Regions from separate parts of the Homo sapiens genome. Here all the other regions are linked to region 2. The links are chromatin loops, found by intact Hi-C in ENCODE. Cell type or tissue: CD4-positive, alpha-beta T cell. All regions are shown on one strand. Each heading gives the region's core, and the rest is flanking DNA. Links, peaks and the distances in the headings are about the cores only. Region 1 has its middle 35 kb from the start of NALF2. Region 2 holds the start of LOC105373244 (a long non-coding RNA gene). Region 3 overlaps KIF4A (kinesin family member 4A). Region 4 holds the start of PDZD11 (PDZ domain containing 11). Region 5 overlaps DGAT2L6 (diacylglycerol O-acyltransferase 2 like 6).

Region 1 (6,585 bases), core at 1,597-5,596, 900 kb after region 2:
GAGCTTTGCACAGGGTAGGGTTTATTTTTAAAGCTGTTGAATTGAATAAGGGGTCTTTGGTCAGGTAATGGAGGTGGGCCTTGGTTGGCAGGGTGCCATACACAGATGCAAGGGCTCTGCCCACTTCAGAGATCCCTCTCCAGATAACTGGGAGAAGCACTTTCGGAGAAGGAGGGTTTAAGACCTGGTCTTTGGGTGCACTGCTGTTGCCAAACTTCTTTTCACTTTAGCCACAATCCCCAGAAGGCTGAACTTCTGGGTGCCAAGAAGGCAGCCCAAACGAGGAATTTTTAGAGCTTGAATGTAGCCAGCCTGAGCAGAATAGAGGAGATGGCCCAGGCAAGAAGAAGCAGAGTAAACACGATTTATGTACACTTGGACATAGAATGACGACTGTGTAAATGACTGCAAATGAAAGGCTGGGGTACTGCAGACTCCAGGTTGTTTCCTGTGCAGCCTTGATTGTGATTCAACTTGTCTGTGACTTCAGGTTGTCTTAGGAGGGATACTGGAATTGGTTTTTTTGTTCCTTTTGTATCTACTGCAGGATTTATTAAAACAAGATTTTTTTTTTCACTTAGATTCATGGTGTAAAATTCAAAAGAAATACAAAGGTATATATTGAAAAAAAAGCATGTCTTCTTTCTCTCCCAGCTACACAATTCTTTTCCCCAGAGGCAGCACTGGTCACCAATTTCTTGACTTATCCTTCCATAGATATTTTACGTCTACACTATATTCAGACATCCTTCCAGAGATATTCTATACAAATACAAATATAAGCAAGTACATGTGTGCGTGTTTATATTTCCCTTTTCCCCTTCCTACAGAAATGGAAGCATATCGTACACACCACTCTTCATGTTCTTTTTAATGATCACATAGTATTCCACTGTAGGTATGTGTCAAATTGATGACATTTCAGTTCTTTCTAATAGTTTCTATTATTCATGATGCTGTACATACATCACTTGGCAGAGATGTGAGTGTATCTTACTAGAATTGTTATTACTATTGAGTCCTTGAGCCAAATTTTAAACCCAACTTTGGGGCTGCAGGAGAGGATGCTCTGGAATGCCATGGCCTCATTTTGCCTCCCTTTACCATCTTTGCTGCTTCTCTTGACCTTCAAGTTGGTGTGACTAAGTGCCATTCTGGGACATTAAAGAGAAGGCAGGCAAAGGTTTCTGACTGGCCTGGTAGGGATCTCTTGAGATGTCCCCATTGGCTGACAATTTCTGCTTCATGATGTTCCTTGCCCCTTGTACCATTTAAGCAGTGGTGAGAGATGACAGACTGGTTTTAGAGGCCAGGAAGATAATGAAAACCCACGTAGCTAGCTGCATGTAAGATGACAAATGGCAAGTGACACCTGGCTTCAGTGTCAGGGACCAAATGGGAATTTACAGGACTGAGGCTGACCAGGAAAGAGCACATCCCACCTGAAGAGGGCGGATTCCATTCTAGGCAACAGTGGAGATCCAGGGCTGTCAGATCTTCTGAATATTTAAGGGGAAGTGAGAAATTTGAGTTTTATGTGAATTCTCCCCAATTTGTATATAATAATAATAGTAATAACAAACACATAGCATTTACTATGTGTCAGATACTATTCTAAGAGCTTTAGATATAACTCAACACTCATAGTAACCCTATGAGGTAGAGTACTATTTTTTAAATCTCCATTTTACAGATGAGCAAGATGAAGCACAGAGAGTTTAAGTAACCTTCCCAGAGTCACAGAGAACAAGTGACAGAGGCAGGATGCAAACCTAAGCTATGTTGTTAATGACTACACTATACAACCTCTTATAGAGGAAACCCAACTCAAATTTAAATACTGAATAGATCAACACTGCCAAGTTAAACAAAATAGCTCTGGAAGCTCCAGGTGGAGACTTCTACATTAGAAAGGGTTTGGCATGAGGCTGGCTGTTGCTCTGATGGTCCTGCAAACCTCAACATTGACTGAGTTCCCCTGCCATCATTCAGAGCCAGGCCAGGTGTCAGCATGGCCCAGGAGCCAGGTGAAAGCCCTTCACCTGGCTTCAGTCACATTGCCTGCTTTTTCAATCACTCTTGAGAACAGGGTGAGGGTACAGGGCTGGGGCCAGTTGACCTAGCTTTGGATCTTCAACAGATCATGAAACCATGGATGGAAAGCTGCTGGCACTGGTCTTAGAGTTGGAGTTCTTGGCTTCTATTCCTGGCCTTCTGCTCTGCATTTTGCTTGTTTATTTTGGGTGAGTGGATCTTTTGGCCTCCTCAAGCCTCAGTTTTTTTAATCTGTAAACCTAAATTAATTTCTACTGTGCATGGTTATTGTGAGGATTAGCAAGACACTGTGTGTATGTATACATGCAGTACAAGTGGAAAAGGGTATTCTAAGCAGCAGAGCTAATTTGGGGGACAGGAAGCTGTCATTTCCCAGAGGAAGTTACCCCAAGATGGAGCCAGGGAAGAGGAACTGTCTCTTCCTCTTATCCCAGCCTTCTCAGGGCTGTGTCTTTCATTCCAAGCTCTTTTGTCCACTAGGCCACAAATGAGCCATATCTGACCCTGGGCATTGATTCCAGGAGTCCAAGGGCCCAGGGCATCTTGAAATTAACCATCAGTGTTTGTCTGCCAATAAATCTACCTTTGCAATTTTCCTCTTCACCTGTATGCTTTTCCATGTTAATTTTCAGGTTTGTGTTCTGGGTTCAACAAGGCTAAGATCAATATAGGAGTCTCTGACCTTTCCTCAAGAACGGCTACCTACAGTCTTAGTATCTGTGAATAGCAGGTTCCTCAAGAAAAACAAAAACAAAAAACCAACCCAAGTGCTGAAAGTGAAACTCGATATTACAGAGAAGCCTGGTCATGCATGTCATCAAGCACTTTGTGGCAGGATGCTGTGTGCTCGTTGAGAATAAAGCCTCCTGCCTCCTGTACCAGCAGGAGGGTCATGAGGGGACAAGACAGAGGAGAAGAGGGAACAAGGAGATGGCAGGAGAGGACAGATCCTGGGAACAGGGGAAAAAGAGAGGGGCCAAAGGAATAAATACGGATGTGCTCTAGTGTTCCAGGGCAGGCAGGAATTGTGTTCTCTGCATCTCTCTAGTCTTGTGACAATGTGATCATGAGTTAAGGCTGTTCAAATAGATGCTATGGAGCCCTGTATAGAGTCTTACAGAGCCTCCCACTCTGTTCGGTTCCTGTTCTAATTCCTCTTCTACTCAGGGCAGCCCACCAGGGGTATGCCTTTGAGTCTGGATGTGAGTTGAAGTGAGTTGGCCAAAATGGTCAGAATGTGGAAGGCCTTGAACACCAGCTTTCGATTTTTTCCCAAACAATGGGAACCATTAGAGGGGCAGGATGCCAGGCCAGTGCTCCAGGAGGCTCCTGGCTCTGTGCGAAGGTGTCTGGGCTGCAAGGGCAGGAGGCTAGAGGCAGGAATGCCAGTTGGGAGGTAATGAAGATCTGGGCAGACAACAGCAGTGACGAAGGAGAGATCAGTTTAGGATATAGAATATATATATGGGGTGGTGGCAGATGTAATCTGGGACACATGGCAGGAGGGTGGAAAGGGCCACTGGAGGAGTCCCAGAAGATTGGCTTCTTGCTCCAGGGGCCGGGAGGAAAGGCAGGACTATTAACATAAACGGTGAATTGGCCCCTTAATGGCTCTGGTCCCTCCGCAGGAAAATGCTGCCCTTTCAGCCCTGAGCTCCCTTTAGTCCCGGGCCTGGCTGGACGGGACCGGCCGGCTCAGGGCTGCGGTCGCGAGCTCTGTCGTTGGGGTCCAGGGAGACTAGAGGCCTGAACGGGCTGAAAAAGAAGGGCGACACTCGGCCCCAACCCCTCCCGTGTCCCGCCCAGGCCCCTGCCTCTGGCCCGGCTGGTCGGAAAGCGAAGGAAGGTCAGAAGCGAAGGAGAGCGGGCTACCGCGGGCCGGGTTAGGGATGGGAACGGGCCTGAACGCGGGAGAAGCGCGCGAAGTGGGAGAAAGGAACCGACGAGGAAGAACCCGCTCTGCAGGCGCCCACGGACCCTAGCGCCAGGCCCAGTTCCGCGGCTGCGCCTCCGCCTCCCTGGTGCCTCCAGCCTGGGTAGGAGGAGCCACAGCGCCACCCAGCGGCCGGTGTCGGGGAACAGCAGTCAGGGCTCTTCCGTGGCCCCAGAAGAGTCGGGGAGCGGGGTGGAACAGGACAGTGGAGGGCCTAGAGGAAAGTGGGTACCAGCGCGGGCACAGAGTGGTTGATAGGCCCTCCGTTTACTTCACCTACCAGTCCATCCGGCATATGGCACCAGCTGAATCTTACTCCAGGTCAGCTCTCAAGCTCAACATCTTCCATGGCTCCCAATGGGTCACCATATAAAGCCCACACATTCCCTGGCCTGACCTTCACGGCCTTCTGTGTTTTTACCTCAGGCTATCTTTCAAGCTCATCTCTTGCCACCCACTCCACACATCCTGTACCACTCATTCCTGCTCAGATGAACCACCCACCACTTCTGCATCTACATCCATTCACTCAGTGAGCATTGACTAAGGCACTGGGAAGATAATAAATAAGACAGACAAGGTCCTTGTCTGCTCAGAGCTTACATTCAAATGGAGAAACAGGCAATAAACAAGAAAGCCAAAGTATAAACAAGATCGTTCCAAATAGTTACAAGTGCTAGATCATATAAAAAGCAGGGTGGTATGATAGAGTGTCTGCGGTGAGAAGGGCACTACTATACCTAGAGTAGCCAGGAAAAACCTTTCTGAGAAAGCGGTATCTGAGCTCGGACCTGATCATGAGGAGCATTGCAAAAGTCTGGGGGAATAACATTTCAGGCTGAGAAATGGCGTGTACAAAGGTCCTGAGACAGGAACAAGCTTAGCATTATCAGAGGAAAATAAATAAGGCAGGGTGGCTGTAGGAGAGTGAAGGGAATATGCTAGGTGAGGTTGGAGACATAGACAATCGGCAGGTCGTGTAGGGCACTGTGGGCCACGCTAAGGAGTCTGGAATTTATTTTGATTTAGATGGGAAACTAGGAGAGGGTGTTAGCCAGGGAGAGACATGATCTGGTTTGCATTTTTAAGAGATACTCTGAGTGAACTGTGCATGGGGTGCAAGACTGGAAGCAGGGAGACCAGTTAGGAGGCCATTGCAGTGGTCTATGAGAGAGTTGGTGGTGGCCTGGACTAGGTGGTGACAATGGAGGTGAGAGAAATGGTCAGATTCTAGAGGTATTTTGACCAATTTCTGTTCATATGTTTTCTCCCCAACCAACACAGGAGCTTCTTGAGCTTCTTCATGTCTGAATGAGTTTTGGATTCCCATCCTACACCCCTAAGCAGTTAGTTTCTCTGCGACCTGCCACAGTGAATGTAACAGGAGGTAATGGCAGTTGGATAGAAACTTGGGCATGGCGCAGAAGTTCTGAGACTTCCTTCTAGTTGCTCTAATGGGCTTCTCCATCTCCCTTTTCCCTACTTCACCCCTTAGTGTCACCTAAAAGAATCTAAGTATGTTTTGGAGGGAAGAAAACGCAGGAGTTATGGAGTTGCTCCTCTGCGCTACCAACTGGGCTCCATGTCTTCACGTAGATTACTTCATTTGGGTTAACTTATTTCATATTTATAAAAACATCTAATCCTATCCCTTCATTTTAGAGATAAGCAGATTAAGAACCCCAAAAGGAAAAGGGACTTTATGAAGTTGGGTAGAAAGGCGAAGTTGTCATAGCATAAAGCAGTCACTATTTTGAGTCCCTCATAGACCCCTCTTCCCATTTAACACCCAAATAGTGGTTGTCTACAACCATTTTGCTAAGGTCTTTTTCAGTCTCTTGTTAATTGTTAGCACTGCATAATCCCAATAAATCTCTGGGTGAAACTGCAGGTCTTGAAAAGGATTCAAGGTTTCATGAAGTCAATGAAAGTGATGTTGGAGACCCTCTCTAATGTCATGTAAAAGTCTTTAATAAATGGGGATTTGGCAGAGATAGGCCAGTTACCCCTGGCAGAAGAGAAAATTGACCTGGGTAATGACAGGATCAAGGCTTCAAAGAGAATGATTCAACTCTCAAAGGATTACAAGAGGTCCTTGGGATAATTGAAGAAGCTCTCTAATTTTGGAAAAACAAAACAAAATCTCTGCTTATGACTGTGCTGCAAAAGTCAATATTATCCTCTCATGTACTTTGGTCAGGAAAATTACATTATCCCCCAGTGCTTGACTCATTCTTTGTTCATTATAAGAATTAGTGCATATTTGTAATTATGTATACATTTATACATTTTGTACATTTTAAATGGAAACTAAAATATTTTCCATGTTTCCAATTTTATTTCTCAAGATGAAGTCCTAACCAAATCCTTTTCCCCTTTTCTTCTGCTCTACTGTGAAATGTTGGTCCCCATTTCAAGTGGATTCATTGTAAGTGGCCTTTTTCTAGCACCACTTATCCTCAAATAACAAGGACTTCATGTAGCCAAAGCCTTCTCTTCACCCGGTGGTTGTAAAGCCTGGCTGCACACTAGAATCACTTGTGGAGTTTTCTAAACAATGCTGAAGCTGGGACTCCCACCCCGGACTAATTAAATCA
Region 2 (6,235 bases), core at 2,236-6,235:
CTTTGTCCAGTGTATCCACACTGCATACACTACCCACCTATAAGTCACTTAGTAGCCATCTTGGTTATCACTTCAGAATAATATAGTATATATAGGGTTTGGTACTATCTGCTGTTTCAGGCATCCACTGGGGGTCTTGGAACATATTCCCCATGGATAAAGGAGGACTATTGTACCCTGTATTTACTGTAAACTGGAAATTAAAATAGAGGGAATCTTAAATAGGTTGGTCAGGGTAGGCTTCACTGAGAACGTGGCATTTCAGCAAAGAATTGAGGGAGGTGAGGAAGTGAGCCATGCAGGGGGAAGCCAGTGCAAAGGTCCTGGTAAGGAGTGCAAAGGTCCTGGTAAGGAGTGCATCCGACTTGCTCAAGGAACAGCAAGGAGAATCAAGTGGCTTTAACAGAGTAAGGGAGGGGAGAACGCCAGGAGACGAGATCAGAGATTGAATAAGGGACTAGATTGTGTAGGACCTTGTAGACCACTGAAAAGATTTTGGCTTTCCTCTCAGAGAGATGGAGTGCCATTGGAGGGTTTCGTGCAGAGAACTGGCATGACGTGACTTGGGTTTAGCAGGATTGGTATAGCTTCTTTGCAGAGAATAGGCCACAGGGGCGAGGGTGGAAGCAGTGAGACTAGTCAGGCAGCTGCTGAAGTGATCCAGCTGAGAGGTGGTTGTGCCTTGGACCAGTGTGGTAGCACCAGAGATGATAAGTGGTTGGATTCTGGGTGTATTTGGAAGGGAGAGCTGACAGGATTTGCTGACAGATTGGATACAAGGTGTGGTTCCAAGGATTTTTTGCCAGGACAACTGGAAATGTGAAATTGCCATCAACTGAGATGAGGACAGTTTTAGGAGGGGTCATTTTTGGGGGAAAAGGTCAGCTGTTCAGAAACGAACATGTTGAGTTTGGGATGTTTGTTAGATGTCCAATTGGAGATGAACACAGGCCCTGCCACCAAGGTGCTCAAAGTGAAAGAAATGGAAATATGGAAGCAGATCATTACCATACCTGTGAAAAGTGGTATTTCAGGAGGGTGTACAGAAAAGCAAGTTATCAGTTCTGCTTGTTGGGGGGAAGGGGACTTAAGAAAAGTTTCACAAAGCAGATGATATTTTCAGTTTTGTCCCAAAGGGTGACTGGGCGTTCATTAGACAGAAAAAAGAAATGTATTGTTTTCTGTACTCCTAGACTTGGCACACAGTGATTGCTCAATCAGACCCAATCCAGTCACTATTTTTGTGAGTCTGGACATTACTTAACCTCTCTGAGACTTGGTATTGTAATCTGTGAAAAGGAAATAATCACAGTGTTCTTGTGAGGGTTAAATGTAGGACACTTAGCACACCACGTGGTACATAGTGGGTTAGTGTTAATTATGGTCATATGAATGAATGAATATCTTCCTTAATGACCAAATCTAGGCTAGGCTGGTAACCCAGGAGCCTAGTCTTTTATATGCTTAACAGTTTGTCAATAGAGATTGCTAGACTCCTTTCAACCTCTGAACTGCTCTGATTGAAAAATAAGCATTGATAAGCCTCGACTGAATGGAGAGGGTCAAACTACCCTCCTCAGGCCCCTTCCTTACCCCCTTTTTTGCCCTATCCCCTTTAACAGGTTCCTTCCTCCCTTCCTCCCACCCTCTCTCTCTTCATTTTTAATGATTGTGAGCAAAATCCCTTCAGACTCATAGTGGGCTTCTCCTCATTCCATAGGCTCCCTGCCGCTCAGACCGGACTGGGTTGACAAGGCTGGGAGGAGGTCAGCCACACTGAGACACTGTGACACTTAACTAGGGAACCTCCCTCCCAACTGCTAGGGCTCCAGCCTGAGACCCCAGGGAGACAGTCGCCCCCTACGGACCAAAAGCGCCCCACACCGCTGCAAGCAGCTCTGGTTGCTAGGCAACCAGGCGATGGAGGACTTCAGGAACGGATTTTCAAGCAGAGAGACCATTTATCTCCCCTTCCACCGCCACTCCGGCTCCTTCAGCAAGTAGACGGGGTTGGGACCGCGCGGTCTGCTGCTGTCTGTCTGATAAGCTGGGCTCATTCTTGAAAATAGAGCTTCACTGAGTGACCTCCATATTGTGCGTGGTGAAACGATCACTCTTGCCCCAAATGTGGTTTCATCTGGGGGCTGGAGACTCGGGTCGATGAAGGTGGAAGTTTCTGATTTGCAAGGAGGGGAGGAGCATTGTTGTGGGTGTGCACCCTTAGTCAATGGGAATTCTAGAAAATTGAGCTTGCGTGGGAATAATTTTGATCAGTCCATCAAGATTTCCTCACGATTCCCAATGTATACATTAGGAAACTCTTACGTTAGCCCATTAAAATAAAAAGGTCAATGGGAATGACAATATATAAAGGATCATTCATACCTCATTGGGGACAAGCAGTGGCTTTCATGAATACGGTTTCTCTCCAGACAAGGGAGAGATCATGAGGTCTGTAAATCCCTGTGAGTTGGGACAGAGCTCAACAAAATGGAAAGAAATAAAAAGAATGGCGGGGTTGGGGGTGTGATAAGCACAGAATCTGGCAGCTTCTGAGCTCTGTGTCTGGTTTGGGGATCCCCAGCTCTGTGCCCCCTGTGTTAGGACCATGCTGAAGCACTCCATCCTTATGAAGGCTGTGGGGGACCAGAAATCCATAGCTTTTCCTTCTAGTAACCTAGCATTCTGGCCCAGGAGTGGGTCCAGGCAGGCCAAGGCCATGACCAAAACAATCTTTCCACTTGGGACGCATCTCTGCCTTCTCGGCTAGTACAACAGAAGCTTGATTGTGGCAGAGCCCCAAGCCATGGCGAGCTTAGGGGAGAGCTGTGCCCAGGAGTCTCCTCGTGGGGTTTCCCTCAAGAGTTCCAAGGTAGAGATACCAGGGTGAGGTAACTAGCATCCAGACAGCATCTGGCCCAGCCACTGCTCAGTCCACATCTCCACAGGGCATAGTGGCAGGGGACGCTTCTTGCTCTCTGTGTTTCCAAACTGAACTGGGTCGGGGCTGTGCTCCTGCTCTATTAATAGCCCCCTAGCCCAGCCTGCTAGCCCCAAACCCGGATGCCAGGAGCTGTGAGTCAGCAGCTAAAAATAACGAAGAGCAACTACATCCGAACCCCAATGAGCAGCTCCCCCGGGTCCTCCGCCCTTAAGTTTTTGTCAGTGTCAGTCTCCAGCCCAGGGCCCAGGGCCTATAGGTTAAACCGCTTTAGCTGTCCAGTTCTCCTGGGAAGAGAGTGAGGATTTCCGGTGGCAGGCTCAAGGCTGCGTACCCAAGGCTAGGGGCTAGGAGAAAGGGGTCAGAGGCTGGCGCTGGGTTGGGGGGCCAGACGCTGGGTTTAGAGGGCCGCAGCTGAGAGTGTGAGAGCTGAGAGGTTGGGGCTGCAGGGATGGAGTTGCTGGAGGTCTTCAGGGTGAGGTTGGGAGGTGAGGGGAGGAAGAGACTGGGCGATTGGGAAGGGACAGAAAAGTAGGGATGGGGGAGGAGGTACGTGCTGAGAGGTGACAGCCCGGCAGTACCGGGCAGACTGGGGGCCCTAGAGCTAAGGCTGGTAGCCAGCCTGAAAGAGAGGGGATGGATCGGGAACCAGGAAAAGTAAGGAAATGCTGCTCGAAAAGGCAGAGTGTAGGAGAGACCTGCCCGGTACACAGCGGCGTGGACTCCCAGGAAGACCAGGACCAGGACCGGATTGCGGCGTTCGCTCTCCGCGCGCCTCCAGCCTCCCCGTGCGTCGCATGCTGGCACCCCCGCCCACCGCGCCAGCTGCAGGTCAGGTACGTGGGCGCGGCCGGCCTCCGGAGCCGGAGTGTGCAGGGATGCGCACGGAGAGGGCGGGGCGGCCAGAAAGGAAAGGGGTGGGCCCGGGAGAAGGGGGCGGGAACACGGATTCAAACTCGCCTGCGTCCAGCCAGATACCGGAAATGGCCGGGGACTCACTGGGAATTGTAGTTCCCGCGGCTGCCCGGCAACCGAGGGTGGGGGGCGGGTCTTGTCCCGAGGATGCCAGTGCTGCCCCAGGTCCCAGTCTGGCGAGAGAGGAGGAACCGAGAACCCGACCTCCCTACCTGGCCGACTCCTTAGTTCTACTTCCCTCCGTGTGGAGATACGAACTAGGTCGAATGTGGGTGTGGCGGAAGACTGTGGGGTCACCACAGAGCCCCTCTTGTCCCCATTTTTGGCTTAGCCCCTCCCTTCTTCTACTAGACTCTTCATCCTCCGTCAGCTCCGCACTGGCCACCTTAGCTGCGGAGCCCAGGGACTCCCGAGCCGCAAACACATTGGGGAACTTGCTCCTCCAAGGGAAGGCTGGGCCGGAAATTGGACCCTGCGCGCAGCCCAGAGGAGCGAAAACTTGTGGAAATCGGACCTTGCCCTCGGAGTCCTGAGTCAAGGACACGAGTCCCCAAGCGGCACGGAAAACAGGTGGCATTCAGCAAATACGTCACGGCGACGACGGATGCGGCCCTCCTCTTGGGGCGGCCACAAGGTGGAGCTACAGTGCAACCCTGCACCGCGCGCCCGGCCTCCGGACGCCCCCGAGGTGGCTGCTCTCCTGCGGGCCTCCCGCGAGCCTCCCGCGAGTCCTTCATTGCCGCAGGTGATTCTCCTCCCACCTCCAACCCACCTCCTCCCATCTCCCCCTGATGGCCCCTCAAGGTCGTGTCCCATCCAACCGTAGATGGAAGGTGCCTCCTTTCCCCAGCCCCTGGGCCGAAAAGATTAGGCTGTGACCAAATGGAGATTACATTCGTTGAGTAACAGATTAAGACAAGATACAGGAACCAACCTGCCTTGAAGAAAAGGCTGCGCACAGCAAAAAGCCACCTGTAAGCACAGAATTACACGGCTAGACGGGCTCTTCAGCTCCTAGCCTCTAGGCAGGAAAACAGCTAAGCTGCAAGGGTCGAGGAAGACAGTACATCGTGGAGTGGCGATGGTGTCTCTATCATCTTACAGTTCTCCGGAAAAGACCATTTCGTTATCTCCTTCAGTCCCTCTTCCAAGCTATCCCACCCCGACACACCCTGTGCCTTCTATGCAAGAACACGTGCACACAAGTCTGAGACATTATCCGAGCAATCTCCCTTTTACTTCCTCTGTTCTAGTTTCATTTGAGGAGAAACTTCTCATTACTCACTCTCTTCCCAAACATCTCAGGTCAAAACCCCAAAGGGAGCAGATTCCATAGCAGCTTAGGGAATGCCCATCACCTGGGCAGAGGGCCCTCATGGTTCAAAACCTCCTGTTGGCAAAGCTCCCCCCACTTGCAACCCACCACCCCTGAAGCATTCCACTTAAGCCACTCTCCAACCCTTGCTGTTTGGGCAATGTAGACTGGCTTGGGTGGGGAAGCAGGGCAGGGCATTCACTCCATCATGAAATTGTTGATCCTTGTCAGCAGCACTGCTGTTTCTAAGCCTGGGGAGGAGGGGGAGGGTGGGTCATCTAGGGAGTTAAGCAAGGGGAAAGCTACAGGAGGAGAAACATGAGGTGAGGGGAGAAAGTTCTTACCAGTTTTCCCTCTCTTCTTAACAAATCTTCTGTGGGGAGAAAAGCTTCCCATTATGAGTTCAGCTAGCTTCAAGCAGGCCCTTCCAGCCCCCACACCTGCTCCCCCCAACTGCCTTTCCTACATTCAAGCCAATTTGATAGTATAAGGAAGGGCCTAAGAATCTCAAAGGAACTAAAGAGACCCCAAGCCTTGGGCAGCATATGTGAGTCTGAAGCAGCCTCATCACCAGGGCCCTGGAGAAAGTAAGGACCCAGAAAGCTGAGGCACAAAGCACTCACCTTTGGAGGAGGAAGGTCCACAAAAGCAGCATGGTGGAAACACAATTGGTAATGACCCATATGATTAGGTAGGTTTGAGGGGTCTGTGAAAATAGGAAAAGGCCCCAAGGGTAGAATGTCAGGGGAAATAAGTAAGGAAGAGAGGGACAGGGTTAAGGAAAACCAGGGATGGGAGAAGAGGAGAGGTGACAGTCCCAGAGCCCTTACAATAAGCCAGATAGGGTAACGCATCTGCTGCAGCAGCTGGCAGTCGTTGGTGGTGACCGAATCCACCCCTGCACACCAAAGCAGAGAGAAGAGCCAGGGCTTGTTCACTACAAATAGGTTCACCGAGACATTATCCTTATGCAATGCCCTGTGAAGGTGGGAAAGAAAATAGGGAATGTCCAGAATCATGGTGCACAGGACATGGGAGGCAGCCCCCTGCCTGTGCTTGAATCT
Region 3 (4,000 bases), core at 1-4,000, 100 kb after region 2:
ATGGTATTGCACATTTAATATACTACAGTATAGTGTAAATATAACTTTCTATGCACTGGAAAACAAAAAAAATTGTGTGACTCACTTTATTGCGATATTTGCTTTACTGTGGTGGTCTGGAACCAAGCCTGCAACATCCCTAAGGTAAGCCTGTACTCTTTCCTTGCTTTCTACACTCTAGCCACACTGGCATTCTTTGAGTTCTTCAAATGCACTATACTTCTGTCCTATCTCAGACCCTTCCAACACTTGCTATAAGCCAAGTACTGTTCTAAGTGCTTTACATGTATTAACTCATTTAACCCTCACAAAAACCCTAAGAAGAAGGTATTATTATTATTTCTACTGTACAGATAGGGATACCAAGGCACAGAGAACTTGCCCAAGGTACATAGCCAGTGAGTTATAGAGCTAAGATTTGAACATGGGTGGGCTAATTGCAGTGTCAGTGCTCCTGGCCACTATACAGCTGTTCCTATGTATATGCAGGGGATTGGTTCCAGGACCCTGTGCGTATACAAAAATGTAGATGCATAGTCCAGTCCTGCGGTCAGCCCTGCAGAATCCACATGTATAAAAAGTCTACACATGGGTTTCTCATCCTGCAAATACTGTATTTTTGATCTGTGTTTTGTTGGACCAAACTCCTATTGTTCGAGAATCAACTGTACTTTGCTACCTATGTTTCTTCTCTCTAGAACTCTCTTTGTTTTGTGCAGTGATTTATTTTCCTTCTTCTAGTCATGCCCACTTCTAATCTATTTTCTCTATACCTGCTAGAATGATCTCGCCAAAACACACATTTTATCATATCACCCTCCTACTTAAAACTCTTCAATGGCTCTTCATAGCTTTCAGGTTGAATTCCAAATTCTTTAACAAGTCATATAAGGAACTTCAGAATTTAGCCCCTGTCTACACCTCTCATCTCATCTCTCACTGCTCACTTCTTCATCAGTGAACTTTCCAATGCTACCCCCAATCTTAAATGGACAGCAAACACGTTAATAGGAGTTATTTTAAGAGGTCCCCGAACAAACATAATGCCTAACCAACATCTCTAAACTTCTGATAAAGAAGAAACTGAAAACAGAAGCTCTATCATTCCACTCACATACTTGTAATTTTTCCCATCAAACTTTAAGTCCCTTATACCTGTTGCTTTAGATGATTAAGTTCAGCTGTCTGGGGATCAATATTAACAATAGGTTTGTTCTTGATTTTTCTTGCTCTGTCAGCATAGCGAAGGGTATTTAATGTTTCCTCTAGATTGGAGTCAGCAGGACTCACACAGGCTATCATAAGAGTATGGCTATTACCTCCTAGAGAATCTGAAAAAGAACAATAAAGAATAACGAAAGGAAATGAAATCAAACAAGTAGGATATAAGCAAAGCCGTCCATTCGGGTTGGTGACTTAAAATTCAGAGCTATAAGAAAAAGTTCTTAGTGTTTTTTATATTGAAATAATAGGAAATGTATACATATCTAAGATTTCTGATGTAATATACATTTAAATCCTATTGCATGTGTCCCCTTTCTCAAAAGGGATTGTGATTTCAGCAGTTAATCAGGTTAAAACAACTGGGGCCTGGCCTAAGTAAGTTAGGAGCCACTAGTGGAATTAAACATTCTTAGGATGCCCCCTCTAGGTGGATTTTAACTCTCCAGGGAATTCTGCTTAGCCGCACTAATAATTAAAGAAACAGTAACCAAATTCACTTTCAGGTGTAAAGTACAAAGTACAGTTGGTGCACTACAGATTTCTTGGCTCTCAATGTCATATATGAAGATATTTTTCCATTATCTTAGAAACCTGCTTGCCAACAGCACTCTCTCGTATTTATCAATTAGACAACTGTGTATGTCATAGTCCAAATAGCTGGCTTTTTACCTATTTCATCTTTGCTGTCTCAGCACTATCATTTTGAGTTACTCTCTTATTTTTGGAGGCACTTTGGGCTTACCTTGAAGCAGTCGAGTCAACTTGGAATCTCTGTAGGGCACAAAGCCACCCTTTTTGTCATCTCCAAGAGCACTGATTACATTTCCCAAGCATAGGAGGCCTCGGTTAATATTAATACCTAATAGCAGGAAATGAAATTTAAATTGCTTGGTAATGCATCCAACATATACCTATGTTTCTTCTGAGAAAGAGAAAAGAAATAAAGACCCCATAAAAATATCGAGTCATCAATCTTGAGAAAACTTCTTAATCTTGTTCACTTTTTGGAGTGCCTCTTTAAGTAAAGGACAAAGGTCCAAATGTTGGATATGTATGATTGAGTCCACTGGCACTTCTTGCCCTTTCCCATGGAAACAAAGCAGATAGATAAATAACTATCACCATGACAACCATCTGTATAGTTATTTACTTTTTATATCCATTATGATAATCTTTAAATTAATGCTGTGAAATTGGATGAACAGGTTTTTTTTTACCATATCATCATCATTATTTTTATTATCATTCTCATTTTACAGATAAAGAAAGAAGCTCAGAGGTTAAATGACCTGCCTAAGGTCAAACAGCTAGTAAATGGTAGGCCTGAGATTCTATCTCAAGATTTTAGTCAAGTCCTATGCTCTTTTCATTATACCATAGTGAAATACCTTTCCTACTGTAGCTTTAAAAAAGATAAAGATTATTTTCCACTTTGGTTAATTCTGAGGTTTACTTCTTAAACACTGTAATAACCTCTGAAGTTCTGCTGAAGCAATTAACTTCCCATTATTAGGCTTACTGTGGAAAAGCTATATAGTATAATGGTTAAGTGCATAGTTGGTGTTAAAATAGACAGCTTACAATCCTGGCTCTGTCACTGACTAGTTATATGATCTTGGGTTAAGTTCCTTTATAAAATGAGGCAAATCTACCTACCTTATTGGGTTGTGGTAGGGAATTAATTAAGATACTATATATGAAGCAAAGTTAAATGATAAATAAATCATGCTATAGTTTAAATGTTTGCGTCTCCTCCAAAATTCACGTTTGAAACTTAGCCCCCAATGCAATAGTATTAGGAGGTGGGACGTTTAGGAGATCATTAGGCCATGAAATGTCTACCTTCATGGATGGGATTGGTGCCTGATAAGAGGACTGGAGAGAATTAGCTAGTTGCTTTTGCCCTTCTGCCCCTTCTGCCATGTGGGGACACACCGTTTATCCCTTTTCCCCATCTGCCATGTGAGGCTGCCAGGATGTCTGTCCTCACCAGTCATTGATTCTACTGGCACCATGACCCTGGACTTCTCAGTCTCCAGAACTGTAAGAAATAAATTTATATTGTTTCTAAATTACCCAGTCTAAGGTATTTTGTTATAGCAGCACAAATGGTATCATTATTGTTAGCTCTACTCTACCTTTTATATAGCCATCTTTTGAACATGAAACAATTATATTTATGAGATCCTGAACTCGAAATTCCTGACTGCATCCTACTATCCTTCCATTTCTTTGGATCCTGTTCTTCACCCTTTTTTTGGACTACCAATTTACTGACACTTTCTAATACTGTCAGTAGATCAGCCTCTTCTGGACCTTCAACTCTTACTCTGAACCCTATGGTTGAAAATTTCAATTACGTTTTCCTAAGAACTCACTGGACATATGATCTTCTACCATTCTCACCATGTCAATTCTCAACCATAGGTTAAACCAACTGTGTGCGTGTATGTTTATTTGTAGGCTACAATACTGAAGAAACAGCATAACCAAACAGATGAGATCCACTATAAACATGCTACCTAACCTTAGCTGAACCCTTGGTCAATTGATCATCTTTTCTTCCTCATTCCTACTTTACTAACCTTCTAATCTAACTAATCTAATTCACCATGGCAGCTATTATACAGACTCATCATTTTTAAGAATATAAACCTATCTTCACTTTCTATTGGTAGATGATTTCACCAAATACTTTATAGAGATGAAAGTTATCCACAAGGGCTCCCCAACCTCCCCTCTCCTCACCTCACATTCATTCTTTTGCTATTACTTA
Region 4 (6,371 bases), core at 1-4,000, 140 kb after region 2:
TTAGAATGGAGACTAAAGAGACAGCAAAACTAAATAAAACGTGATTTTGAACTAGATCTTTTTGCCATAAAATATTTACTGGGACAATTGGTGAAACTTGAATGGGGTTTCAGGAATAGATGGTAGTAATGTAGCAGTGCAAATTTTATTGTTTTGATGGTTGTATTGTGGTAACTTAGAAGAAAGTCCTTTTTTGTAGGAAATATACACTAAAGTATGGGGGGTTATCAGGCCAATGATTCATCTCAAATGGTTCAGGGAAAAAATGTTTTTTATGCTGTTCTTGCAACATTCTATACGTTTGAAATTATTGCATTAATATCTTAAAATTTTGAAACAAAAATTTCAGTGTTCCTTGAGCCATATCATTAAACAAAAAAACGTGAAAAAATATGTGAATAGCTGTTGCCTAGAAGAAGGCTTCTAAAGGAATGAACTAACATCACTGGGTAGAAATTACCAGGAAGCAAATTTCATCTCATTATAAAGATCTTTATAACATAATTAGACTTGTCCAAAACCCAAATCTCAACTGGACTACCTGTGAGTCAGTGAGTTCCCTGTCAAAAAAATTTTAGACACTGGCAGTTCACCTAACAGATATTGTTAGAACGCATTTTTCTTTGGATGAAAAACAAACTAGATGATATACAAATGTCTCTTTCAACTTTAAGGCACTAGCATGCCATGATTCTACTTCTTTTAAACGAACCTCTGTTTTGAATCTTGAATAACCACTGTATTAGAATAATAATTAGACATCTCTCAGGCACTGCTCCCTTCTTTAGAACCCTGCTATGGTCCTCAACAGCATTAAAGACTTAGCTTCCCCAGTAAAGATTATTAACTGGTGATAGTATTCAGAGGCTTTAGGCACTCCCCTTCTCCACCTAAAAGAAGTATACTCATTATTCAAGACCCATCTCAAAGTTTTCCCACTCTGTGAAATTCACCCCAAATTCCCCAAGCAGAGTTAGAGCCATCCTTTTGTTTTTCATACCACTTTGTATGAGAGCAGAGCTACTACTTCCATAGGACTGACTCTGTTGTATATTTTTAACTTGAAAAATTTTTCTTCTAAAAGATAGGTACAAAAAATTTAAAAATTTTTATATATTCAAAATTATTTATGTAGTCATCTATCTCCATTCCTATCCCCTGGACTTTGAACTCCTTCAGGGCCTCGAAGCTATATTATTTATCACCTGAATCCCTCAACAAGCTTTGCAGTGCCTGGGCCTCAAGTAGGTTGGCACACTTATCACCATCAGCAACCACCACAGAGTTTATAATCTAATGAAGTTCCAGGATAAACAAACATATACAAGTCAAAGATGAACAGAACCACATAAAGCAAATACAGAATAAAACTAGCTTCAAGGGTACAGAGACGTTGACAAATGTTATTAGGCTAAGGGCTTCTTGAAGGCAGGAATCATGATTCATCGATTCCTGTATTTGCAGTGCCCAAGCACAGTGCTTGGCACATAGTATATGCTCAAGGAATATATATGTTACGTTCGAGGAATCAAATCGCCTTACCTTTAAATACACCTTTTATGAGTGGCGCTACTGCTGTATTGAAGACTTCTTCCTGTTCAGTAGAGGGATCAAATACAAAATCGTAGGTGAAGGATTTATCTGTACCAACCACCACCTAGAGAAGGCACGGGACAAGGCGTAAGGTTAAAAATGAAAGGCAAGACCACACCCCTCGTTACCATTTGGCCCCAGCTGTTCAGACACAGGCTCTGGACTCTGCTACGCACCTGAGGCTCTCCGGGCACGAAGGAAAGGCACATCTGGCAGCCCTCGCTAATCTCTTTGGGGACCAGAGGGCGACAACGCAGCGCCACTCTTACGGGAATTCCCTTCACCTCTTCCTTCATGATCCTATCTCAGCACCGTCTCTGCGAGGGGGAAAAAGAAGGCTCGCTGATGAATGTTAGTAGGTCAGCAGGGGTGGGAGGGCGTCCTCCCCGGTTCCGACCCTCCTCAGCGGGAACACTGACTTGGGAGATTCACGCTCCATGACTTGGCCAGGGCTGGACCGCCCGTCAGCCCTGCACTCTAAAGAGAGTGCACGGGCTTCTGAAAGGCAAAGAAAAAACTCCAACGGGGACGGCGACAAAGAACCAAAGCCCTAGGGTACTGGGTAAAAACAGGTTCTGAGCTAAGGTGTGCCCCCGTAACTCACCAAACTAAATGTCCCTTCCCCGTTCTCCCTGGGCCTCCCGCCGCCCTGTCCCAGCCGGAGCTTTAACCGCCAAGTTTCAAATCCGTCCCGGAGACGCCAACCAATTGCAGTGCGGACTGCCCGAGGGCGGAGCGCGCACGTCGGCGCGCGCAGGCCGGCGCGGTGGGAAGGGGAGGGTCAGCTCGTTGCACCCTGGCCCGGCCTCTTTTCGACCCTGCGGAGCATCCGCTTCCGGTTCCCAGACTGAATTGTCAGTGAGCGGAGTCTGAGGTCGCTGTGGACTGCCCACTGGTGAGGTGGTGCGGCGTTTATGCGGCTGAGAGTGCGGGTCTCAGGCAGAATGTGGGGCGGGGACGTGGGAGGTGGCTGGTCAGGTGAAGGAAGGGTCGATCTAAGGACCCTACCATTACTAATCACATCTAGGAAATGTGGGGCGGTGCCTTGCCCCGAGTCCCTGCGGATAGTTAACACTCCCTTGGGCTTCGAAAGTAGATCTTTTTAGACTCGACCCTGATTTCCTCTTCTCCAGGTTTGAGACGGTAACATCTGTTTTGCAGGATTGTGAAAAATGAGGTCCTCTTTCTAGAGTACCTGACAGGTTGCTTGGCATCCAGAAGATGTTTAGCTAAGTTAAGAGTTTTCTTCTGTCTTCCTTCTCTCCTCCAACCTTAACACCTAGATATGGGCTGGGCCTGTAGACTGACTGCCTTGGAATGGGTTGGAGCTGCTGTCTGAAACTTGCTGGGCTGCTCTCCCTTTTGAACCACTTTTTGTCTGTTCTGATTCACTCTTCCAGGGCCTTGCCCGAGATGGACAGCCGGATTCCTTATGATGACTACCCGGTGGTTTTCTTGCCTGCCTATGAGAATCCTCCAGCATGGATTCCTCCTCATGAGGTGGGAACCATCTGTATTCCTGAGTAGGAGATTTTTTTCCCCGTGGGCATGAGATGATGCATGAAAGGTAGGATAGCAGGGTTAGAAGGCGAAACGGAGAGTGAATCTTAGCACTTGTAGCCAGAGGACCCAGAAGCTGGATTCTGAGCAACAGGACCCATTGGGAACTTCTTTATGGAAGCCTCCTGCTAGGGTCTGTTCACACCGGTTAATTCTGGAAATTTGGAGCCTTCATTTCCATACTGTTAAGAGGTTCAGCGCGGTGGCTCATGCCTGTAATCCCAGCACTTTGGGAGGCCGAAACAGGCGGATCACCTGAGGTTGGGAGTTCGAGACCAGCCTGACCAACATGGAGAAACCGCGTCTCTACTAAAAATACAAAATTAGCCGGGCGTGGTGGCACATGCCTGTAATCCCAGCTACTAGGGAGGCTGAGGCGGGAGAATTGCTTGAACCTGGGAGGCAGAGGTTGCGGTGAGCTGAGATTGAGCCATTGCACTCCAGCCTGGGCAACAAGAGCAAAACTCCATCTCAAAAAAAAAAAAAAAAGGTGAAGAAATGGGGAGCTACTGGGCTGCCCCAGTGCTATCCATCTACTCATTTAGTCTGTGTTATCTGTTCTACTTAAATTAAGTCTATGACCTTTCCTTTTCCTGACTTCAGGGTAATTCATTAGTGTTTCAGATGAAGGTAGGTGTGAAGTAAGACTGGTAAAATTTCTGGGGTTGCTGTGTCTTGCAGAGGGTACACCACCCGGACTACAACAATGAGTTGACCCAGTTTCTGCCCCGAACCATCACACTGAAGAAGCCTCCTGGAGCTCAGGTGAACTTATGAAACCTTATTTCAGGCTAGATTCATCCATACCACAAATTGGCAGTGTTGGGGGGATGGATTGGAAAGCAGGTGCAGATGTGAGGAAACTTTCCTTCTTGTGGACAGAAAAGCTGAGATAACACTTCTGCAACTTCTGACTTTCCTCTCAGGGACACACAAGCTGAGCTATTGTACGATGATGCTACTAGTTGTTCTTGTGTTTGTGGTCTCCATTGAGCCCCCATTCTGTGCTCTTGTCTTACAGTTGGGATTTAACATCCGAGGAGGAAAGGCCTCCCAGCTAGGCATCTTCATCTCCAAGGTATTTATGCCCAGTAGGCAATATGGATCGTTACTTCCCTTTGTTAAATTAACAGATTGCAGAACCCTAATGTCCCAAGGGCTGAGAGGATGACTCTGGATTCATAGAAGGGGTATAATGGAGACACCCCCTTTCCCACTTAAAACTTTTCATTTGGCAGGCCATCTGTCTGCATACATTGTCACAGAAAAACAATAGCACCATACATTTGAATAGCACCGAATTTCACTGACAGTCTTCTGAAATTATCGCATCCCAATCACATGTATTCTCTCTTTACCAACAGGTGATTCCTGACTCTGATGCACATAGAGCAGGACTGCAGGAAGGGGACCAAGTTCTAGCTGTGAATGATGTGGATTTCCAAGATATTGAGCACAGCAAGGTGAGCACAGTACTTGGGCTGTGGTGCTGCAAGAAGCCATCTCAAATAGGACAGATTGGACAGGAGTAGCCTAATCTGTAACTTAATAAGAAAGCATTTTGCTGGGCACTGTGGTACACGCCTGTAATCCCAGCTACTTAGGAGGCTGAGGCGGGAGGATCACTTGAGCCCAGGAATTTAAGACCAGCCCAGGCAACGCAGCAAGACCCTGTCTCAAAACAAACAAACAAACAAACAAAAAGAGAGAGAGAAAGTAAGCACCTCTCCTGGGAAAGTACAGGAGGGAAGCAGCTATTAGTGACACACAGGTTGGAGTGGCAAATCCCTTTCCCCCTATTATGATTCTGTCTTGGGTCATATCTCTTCATTTGTACAAGCTGCTGTGTTCCTTCCAGGCTGTTGAGATCCTGAAGACAGCTCGTGAAATCAGCATGCGTGTGCGCTTCTTTCCCTACAGTAAGTGCCACTTTCTTTTTTCACTTTCCTGACAGGGCCCTAAGTAAGAACTCTTTAAATACTGATGACTAGAGGCCCTACAAGTTGGGGATAGGGAATCAGGAGCTCAAGCGTGAAGATAACCTGCTCTGTTCCTCCTTTTCTTCTTCTTTCCTTCAGATTATCATCGCCAAAAAGAGAGGACTGTGCACTAGAAAGTTGCAGCCCACAGCCCTTCATGTGGACTCTGTCATGACATGCTAACTAGACTTCAGGGGAGCCACTTCTGTTTTCAGCCCCTCCCTGGAATAGTGAGTTGGGAGGATGGGGAGACAGCTAACCAACTGCATTACCCAAACCATATTGCACTTTTAGTTCCCTAGTTTTCTAGGTGAGCTTCATTCCCTGAAAGGAGGATGATGATATCTAGGCATAACCTAGCCTGTGAGGAACCTAGTTAGGAAAGACAACTGACATTTATTGAATATCATGCACTAGTCCCTTACATATGTCATATTTTAATTATAGAAATCAGTAGCAAAAAGAATCTTGGGGATTTTCCATCTGACTTCCCTGGCCATCTTATCCCATCCTTGCACTACCAGAAGATTCATACACTTTTGAGACTCCAGTGAGACGCTGTTTTCACCCCTTCCTCCTCCTAGCCTCTCTCCCAAAAAGTAAAACACAATGCTGAAGAAATATTGGTGTGACTTTTGAATGTTACCGATTGGATGTAAAATGCTATCGAGGGAAGAAAAAGCTCTTCCAAAGAGAGGAGCCACTGGAAGGAACAGAGCAATACTATACCTTCCTCGCAACTACCTGTGATGTCTGACCAGAACATTAGCAAGGCCAAGGAACTTTAACCACAGTATAACTAAGAAATGGCATAGAGTGAGGGGCACTGAAAGAAACTGCCCGTTCCCCTAGGAGCTTTGAGCATTTCTCTGCAGGGGACAGTAGTAATATAATTCTCTCTTCTCCTTTCCCACATTCTTTGATCTGGAACATAAACTAAGGAAGGGGCTTAGATGCATTTCTTTTCTGAGGCAGCAGTAAGAAATTGGTTCACAGTTTCCAACTTGTAAGTTGAGTAGTGCTAACTGCTGACTTCTCCCTTTTCTTCACCCCAGCCCCAAATAACATTCTGCCATGTTCCTAGATCTTTAGTTACCAATCCACCATTACAAGATTCCTAGTCATGCCTATGCCATCGCCACTGGCATGTTTAAAATACCCATTTGGAATTGAAAGTTTTCTAGTGTGAGGCTGGGCGCGGTGGCTCATGCCTGTAATCTCACCACTTTGGGAGGCCAA
Region 5 (6,585 bases), core at 1,135-5,134, 230 kb after region 2:
AGCCCCTATAAAGACTTTGGCTTTTACTCTGAGTGACATGGGAGCCATTGGATTATTTTGAGAAGTGACATGATCTGACTCATGTTTAACAGGATCATCCTGGCTGAAGCTGGGAATAGACTCTTGGGGTGGGGGAGGTGGGAATAGATACAGGAAGAGCAGTTAGAAGTGTTGTAATCAACCAAGGGGAGAGATGGTGGTAGTAAACCAAGGGGTGGTAGCCTAGGTAGTAAGTGGTTGGATTCTGCAGGTATTTGGTAATTATATGTGCATGGGTCTGTCTTCTTCCATATTGGACTGTGAGTTTGCAAGGACCAGGTCTTATTTACTTTTATATCCTAAATGCCTAGTACTATGCCTGATATACAGTGGGTGTTCCGTAACTGCTGAATGAATAAGGTCTATTTCTCAAACCAGATTGTATGCTCTTTGGGGTCATGTCTTATCTTTTTGATCCTCACGGTATCAAAGCTAGTGCCTCCCTTGCAGTTGGTAGATTCTTAGGGCCTCTCAGTTAACAGGTTGATATAGAGTGAAGCCCCGCTTTCCCAGACCTCCAGCCTACCAGGCCAATGGGCAGAAAGTAAAAGGTTTTCTTCTGCTGTTCTTTCTCCAACTTCAAGTAAGAAAAGTGCCCACTGAAATGTATCTGGAGGCCCAAACATCCCTAAGGCACAATGTGAGGGGGTAGACAGAAGGAATTAGAGTGAAGATGGGGGCCCTCTAACAGGTGCCCAGGGAGGGCACCATTCTGGAGAGGGCTACAGAGGGCCTATGGCACCCTGACAACAGAGCACTAGAACCTTGGAACCCACCCTGTTTGCAGTGCCATCTTCACAAAACCTTTACGCTGCTTGAGGAAGAGAGTGGAGGCTCCTGGTCGGCACAAGAGAGCTTCAGCAGCTCCACCCACCACAATAACCACGGCATTGCCTGAGCCTTTCTGGGTCAGCAAGTACTTCAAGGCTGAGCTACTCACAGGGCACACACCTGTGAAACCAAAGAGTCAAGTGGTAGAAAAACTTCATTCCTGAGGATGGGGTAAGGGGTTTTCCCAGGCTCTTCCTTTTGGAGACAGTTCTTCTGTTTTCTGACTATTGCTGTTTCCACCTTTCTGTCTCTGACCTTCGTGTCCCGGGTTATGACTGCCCTAGCCTAAGATTGGTCCTTAGGGTCAGCTGTTTGCCTTGGGGGTCTGTGCTTCTGCAGTTGGGTCTATACTGAGCTCCTCTGCCTCCTACCATCCATAGCCTACTGCATTTCAGATCAATAGTATCTAAGCCCACCTCATCCCTCTCTACCCATGAAGCACAGCCATCTTCCACTCTGCCCAGCCTGACAACACTGGAGATCCTCCAGAGTTCTCTCCTCCAGGGGTAATCGAGACTAGCCACCACCAACCTGCTTCCTCCCTAAGAGTAACCTGCCAAAGGGAAGCCAATGGCTGGGGTTTCTGGAGAGTAGGCAGACCCCTGAGCCTGACCAAGCCAAACTGAAACGTAGATGAATAATGGAATGTGAATGACACCCTGTTGTTTAACAACAATCATCTAGCCTTTCTCACTTCTGTCTCCCATCTTTGCCCTGCGCTCACCTTCTATTGTCTACTGTGATGGCAGAAATTGCCTCCAGACTCTAGCCATTGAGAAGTATTCCTGCTCCAGGGCCATGCTAACCTCAGAGCAGAGTAGAAGCATCCTCTGGGACTCTAGTGGTCCCACCTGGCCCCTCCACAGAAATGTATCTTACCTTTGGATGTTTGGCTTCAGTTGTTTTCTGGTGTCCAGAAGGATGACTATTTGTCCAGAGAGAGAGACATTTGTCACAGTGCCCTGACTTGAAGCTGAGCATGGGGAAGTTGTTCTGGATACTCTGATGAACTCCTATCCTTTATCCCTTAGTATTTTATGCAAGTGTGAAGGGGTTCCAGGGAGATAAAAGTCATGGACCAGGAGGGTTTTAGCTAGTATGATAGACTTCAAAATGTTTTTAAGACACCATGGTGTACAAATGACCGGCCCAAAGAGGCCAGCTGACATCCTAGAGAGAGCCTGGTGAAGTTCGCCTGAGCTATCCCATTCACACCTGCTTTTCCCTGGATTTGTGTTTAATTCTTGGCTTTCATCCTCGATTTGCACTTTGGCATTGGTCCTGAATTCCAGCCTTCTGGTTCTCCCTCTGAAAAAAGTCCTGGTGACTCCTATGAATGCCTATAATTTCCCCTGCTGCCCAATCAAACCCTGCTCCCTAGATCTTGGACAGAAACTAATGCTTAGCCACATACTCCTGTTACGGGCCCAGGGTGTCCTGGACTTATTTTCTATCATGTACTCTTCAAGCAGGTAGTGATTGTCAGGACTTATTGGGGTTGCACCTTTGAAGTAGGTAAAAAAATAGAATTAATTATTTCTTATACTCACCCATTGACATCACATATTCTCGCACAATTGGGATCCAAAATATCCTTTCTAAGGTCCCTACAAAGGGAGTGATGGATGGGAAAATCCGAGCAATGCCAGTGGCCTCAGTGGCAAAGTTGATGAAGACACCAAAAGAGAGAATGCCATGGGGGTGATTGGCAATGATGTAGTTGTGTTTGGGAGAAAGATCATGAGTCTTCACCAGCTGTTAGAGGGAAATTGAGTCAGAGCATTGGCTACAAAGAAGGAAGAAACCACGTGTGGACTAAAATCCCAGCAGGTAGCCTATGTTTCCCTCTGGGAGCCCCAAATCCCTGTTCACTAGGTTGTCATCATTGTCATAGGATTGCCAGGGCTCACGATGGTCAGAGAGGCTGACCTGGGTTTGCCAGTGAAGGAAAGGCTGCCATCCACCTGTTTCCCCACCTGCCCATCCATCTTGGGCCCTTGCTTTGCATTATGACTCGGGGCCTTGACCTTCGCTGCTGACCACCAAAGCCTCTGAAAACATGGAGCTGAGTAGGGAGCAAGGGTCTGGGCAACAGGGACTGAGGGCACCCCGAGGAAGAGTGGTCACCTTTACTGGGAAGTAATTTCGGAAATACTTCCATAGGGTCCAGTTTCGTACCCAAGCTGAACGCCTGCCACCTGTGGGTACAGAAGGGAAGGGAAGAGTACACAGGGCATTGCAGTCCCTCTACCTCTCCCAGAGGAGGAGAGTTCTGCCTGCAGTCCTCAGGTCACGTGAGGGGCCTCCTTCTGACACCTCAGAACTGTAAGTACTGTCCCTGAATCCAATCCCCAAGACATAGGAAGCCCCTGCTCCTCTAGAGCCGACCAGAAAGGTGACAGGAAAATAGTCTGAAGCTGGGGGCACCTGCCCAGAGACCTCAACCTCATAATTCTTCCTGAGCTACCTGGTAGAGACCTCTGTCCCTGCTGAGCTTTGCTCTCCCTTCTCCCTCCCCTTCCTTCCCCTCTCCCCTACCCTTGGTTCTCCCCCTCTCCCTCCACCTCCCTCTCCCTGTCCTTCCATTCTTGGCCCAAACAGGACCACCATTGTGCCCCTGTCTCTTACCTTGACTGTGGGTGTTCCAATCATAGGTGAGCCAGGCTAAGGAGAGCACAGCCAAGGGCCAGAACTTACTGAATAACAGAAAGTAGGGTATAAGGAGAATGGGAATAGCTCCTGGGGAGACACAAAGGGTTCAAGCCTTTCAGTTCCCTTCAAGTTTTAGTATACTTCTCATAACCCCGGCCTCTGCTCTACACTACAGGAGCAGGGCTAGGCTGATGTGGGACTCTTCTCTCCTTCTCCCCTCTTCCCCAACCCCTCGCCCTCCATTTGTCTCTGCTGTGGTCTAGGCAGGCCTCTGAAGCCCCTGGATCTGGGTCTCCTTGATGGCCAAACTCTCAATTGAAGAAAGAGCAGAACCATGAAGTTGAGGTCAAAGGACAGCACGGCTTGGTGAATGGGAAGAAGAGCACATTGGGCTGGTAGCTGAATCCCCATTCTGGGACCTCTGGAAATTCTTTCTAAAAGCTTGACCCTCTTTCCTGTGCTGAACTGATAAGTCTGCATATTCCAGCAGGGAGGTTACCCGCAGTGTACAGGCTGTTTGATGCTGAAAAGTAAACACGGATTAAAAACCACTCCACTTTGGGAGGCCGAGGCAGGCAGATCACGAGGTCAGGAGATCGAGACCATCCTGGCTAACACGGTGAAACCCCATCTCTACTAAAGATACAAAAAATTAGCCGGGCATGGTGGCACATGATTGGAGTGCTACTCGGGAGGTGGAGGCAGGAGAATCGCTTGAACCCAGGAGGTGGAGGTTGCAGTGAGCTGAGATCGTGCCATTGCACTCCAGCCTGGGCAACAGAGCAAGACTCCGTCTTGAAAAAACAAAACAAAACAAAACAAACAACAACAACAACAACAAAACTGCCCTACTAGGCCAGGTGCGGTGGCTCACTCCTATAATCTTAGCAATTTGGGAGGCCAAAGTGAGAGGACAGCTTGAACCTAGGAGTTTGAGACCAGCCTGGGCAACAAAGCAAGACAGTATCTCTAAAAAACCAAAAAAACAAAAAACAAAACAACAACAACAAAAAACACTTTACTGTGTTCATTTTGTTCCATTCAAAAGTATCACAAAGGTTCAGAAGGGGAAGTCTGTGTTAGCAAATGGCCATAGCAGGCTGTAACTGCAAACACGATACATGTTACAGCAGTGCGAATGAATTCCATTTAAAAAATCTGCATTCATGAGAAAGAGGGGCTAAGTATACATATGGTGAATAAAAAAAGACTTAGCTAAGGGAATGACTTCTTTGACCAGGTACCATGTCATAGCAGATAAAAGTTTCAGGGAAGAAGAAACTCGGGAGTTACCTACCAGTTCTTTGTCTCTTGCATTTTGGACATAAATGAAAATAGCAGGAAAAAGGCTGAGTGGACAGTGCTTTAAAAAGTCATGTTATGGAGTAGAAGAAACCTTTGTAATAGGCTGAATTGCCCTCATAAGCACTGGTCGAGATAGTTGTTGTAAGCATTCAAATTAGACAGGAAAGCGTGGTGGGAGGAGTTTTATGGGAAGCCTGCCATGGAGAAAAAGCCTTGCTATCTATGCCCTTCATCAAAGAGGAGAGTAAATTTGCCAGTTAAGCTTCAGAAGGAAATTCAGATAAAGTTAAATAAGAATAATCACTAATTAAAGTTAGCCTAAGTGTATCATTTCTTTTATATTTTGTTTCAAATAAATTTTGTTTGTTTCCCCAGTATTTAGAAGAGAGCTTGGCACACAGTAGGTGTTCAACAAATATCTGTAGACCAATTGAAAACGAAATAAGCAAATGTTTTCTCTTTTCAGTAGTAAACTTGATAATTACTATTTAGTCAGCATGTATAGTGTTATTTAAATGTGATGTTATTTTAAAAGCATAGACGGATTAGTTGTGTGCCTTTTATCTGATTCATTCATCCACCAGTCCTAAAGGCGGTCTAAGAGCCCTTACCTGGGTAACACCATCCCCCTTGTGGAACCTATTGGAACTGCAGATATGACCCGGCAGGAGACGAGGAACGTTTTTTTCAGAGCAAGGCTTCCAGACCCAGCCCGAGTGTCATCAGTGTCGTGCACGGTAACAAAAGTGGAATTTAAAGATATAGGAGAAATAGAAGCCAAATGTGGAAGAGCTAAGTCTCATGTAAAAAGAGTTCCGTGACATAAAGCAAGGGTATCTGAAGAAGGAATGATGAAGAACAAGCATTTATGTATGTGTGACACTCCCTTAGGTATTATGGCCTTGACACCAGAAGATGGTTCCAATTTCTCTTGTCACGTTCAAGTGAGGCGTCTTGGAGAGGGTTATCAAAGAGGAAGTTCACATAGGTAGGCTCCTAATTTAGTTTGTAGTGAAGATGGCCAAGCCATTCTAATATATGTGCACTGGGGGAAAAGAAAAGAAAAAAAAAGAAGAAAAAAAAACTAATATATGCGCATTGGTAGCTCATCATAATTTTAACTTGCATTTCTCCAATAGCTAGTGATGCGTAACAGCTTTTCATGTGCTTGTCTGCTTTCTGTATATCCTCTTTGGTGAAGTGTCCATTCAAATCTTTTGCCCATTTTTCAATTGGGTTGTTTTCTTACTGTTGACTTTCGGTAGTTCTTTATGCATTTTGGATATAAGTTTTTTTGTCTGATATGTGATTTGCAAACATTTTCTCCTAATCTGTGTCTATCTTTTCATTCTTGTTAACAGGGTCCTTTTTACAGCAAAAGCTTTTAATATTGATGAAGCCCAACTTATTAATTTTTTTTCTTTTATAGATTGTGCTTTTGGTGTCAAACTGAAAGAACTCTTTGTCTAACCTCATGTCATGAAGATTTTTCCCCTATATTTTCTTTTCTTTTCTTTCTTTCTTTTTTCTTTTTTTTTCTTTTTTCTTTCTTTTTTTTTTTTTTTTGAGACAGGATCTGGTTCTGTCACCCAGACTGGCGTTCCATGGCGTGATCTCGGCTCAACTCACTGCAACCTCCGCTTCCTGGGCTCAAGCGATCCCCCCACTTCAGCCTCCAGAGTGGCTGGGACTACAGGAGCATGCCACCACACCCAGCCAATTTATTTTGTATTTTTTTGTAGAGACAGGGTCTTGCTA

Evidence for each region. Hi-C counts contacts between places; a loop is a spot of excess contacts. Peaks named below come from ENCODE experiments on the same cell type or tissue, not always from the same donor. Only the 100,000 strongest peaks of a DNase experiment are listed, where the experiment ranks them.
Region 1: a loop joins it to region 2, with 6 times the contacts of the local background. A loop is called at or near these places in 3 of 110 quality-filtered maps.
Region 3: a loop joins it to region 2, with 23 times the contacts of the local background. A loop is called at or near these places in 7 of 110 quality-filtered maps.
Region 4: a loop joins it to region 2, with 3 times the contacts of the local background. A loop is called at or near these places in 26 of 110 quality-filtered maps.
Region 5: a loop joins it to region 2, with 10 times the contacts of the local background. A loop is called at or near these places in 25 of 110 quality-filtered maps.

The regions. Positions count from the first base shown.
Region 1 is chrX:69,535,942-69,542,526 of GRCh38, reverse strand. No RefSeq gene overlaps it. Among named protein-coding and RNA genes, the nearest start is that of NALF2, 35 kb to the right of the region's middle. In CD4-positive, alpha-beta T cell, for the core only: CTCF peaks have their summits at 3,887 and 4,090 (motif pointing left); a DNase peak (open chromatin) is centred at 4,086; H3K4me3 peaks cover 532 bases.
Region 2 is chrX:70,432,221-70,438,455 of GRCh38, reverse strand. It overlaps GDPD2 (glycerophosphodiester phosphodiesterase domain containing 2), which reads right to left. Exons shown (of 16, transcript NM_017711.4): 13 at 6,002-6,149; 14 at 5,795-5,877; 15 at 5,516-5,544; 16 at 5,075-5,422. The coding sequence ends at 5,370. LOC105373244 (a long non-coding RNA gene) reads left to right here and starts at 3,163. Exons shown (of 3, transcript NR_171576.1): 1 at 3,163-3,777; 2 at 4,208-4,601. RefSeq lists enhancers at 2,557-3,057, 3,045-3,124, 3,145-3,244, 4,105-4,214 and a silencer at 3,705-3,954. In CD4-positive, alpha-beta T cell, for the core only: a CTCF peak has its summit at 4,473 (motif pointing right); DNase peaks (open chromatin) are centred at 3,115, 3,875 and 4,475; H3K4me3 peaks cover 1,718 bases; H3K27ac peaks cover 470 bases.
Region 3 is chrX:70,327,488-70,331,487 of GRCh38, reverse strand. It overlaps KIF4A (kinesin family member 4A), which reads right to left. Exons shown (of 31, transcript NM_012310.5): 8 at 1,967-2,083; 9 at 1,156-1,331. Among named protein-coding and RNA genes, the nearest start is that of KIF4A, 39 kb to the right of the region's middle. In CD4-positive, alpha-beta T cell, for the core only: no CTCF peak of the experiment used is centred there; no DNase peak of the experiment used is centred there.
Region 4 is chrX:70,285,977-70,292,347 of GRCh38, reverse strand. It overlaps PDZD11 (PDZ domain containing 11), which reads left to right and starts at 2,421. Exons shown (of 7, transcript NM_016484.5): 1 at 2,421-2,488; 2 at 2,994-3,093; 3 at 3,835-3,918; 4 at 4,175-4,231; 5 at 4,518-4,616; 6 at 5,012-5,072; 7 at 5,232-5,753. The coding sequence starts at 3,007. The coding sequence ends at 5,266. KIF4A (kinesin family member 4A) reads right to left here and starts at 2,244. Exons shown (of 31, transcript NM_012310.5): 1 at 2,198-2,244; 2 at 1,770-1,910; 3 at 1,543-1,657. The coding sequence starts at 1,889. RefSeq lists a silencer at 2,264-2,443. In CD4-positive, alpha-beta T cell, for the core only: no CTCF peak of the experiment used is centred there; a DNase peak (open chromatin) is centred at 2,357; H3K4me3 peaks cover 1,833 bases; H3K27ac peaks cover 597 bases.
Region 5 is chrX:70,196,295-70,202,879 of GRCh38, reverse strand. DGAT2L6 (diacylglycerol O-acyltransferase 2 like 6) reads right to left here. Exons shown (of 7, transcript NM_198512.3): 2 at 3,499-3,609; 3 at 2,998-3,068; 4 at 2,421-2,625; 5 at 816-990. Among named protein-coding and RNA genes, the nearest start is that of DGAT2L6, 22 kb to the right of the region's middle. In CD4-positive, alpha-beta T cell, for the core only: no CTCF peak of the experiment used is centred there; no DNase peak of the experiment used is centred there.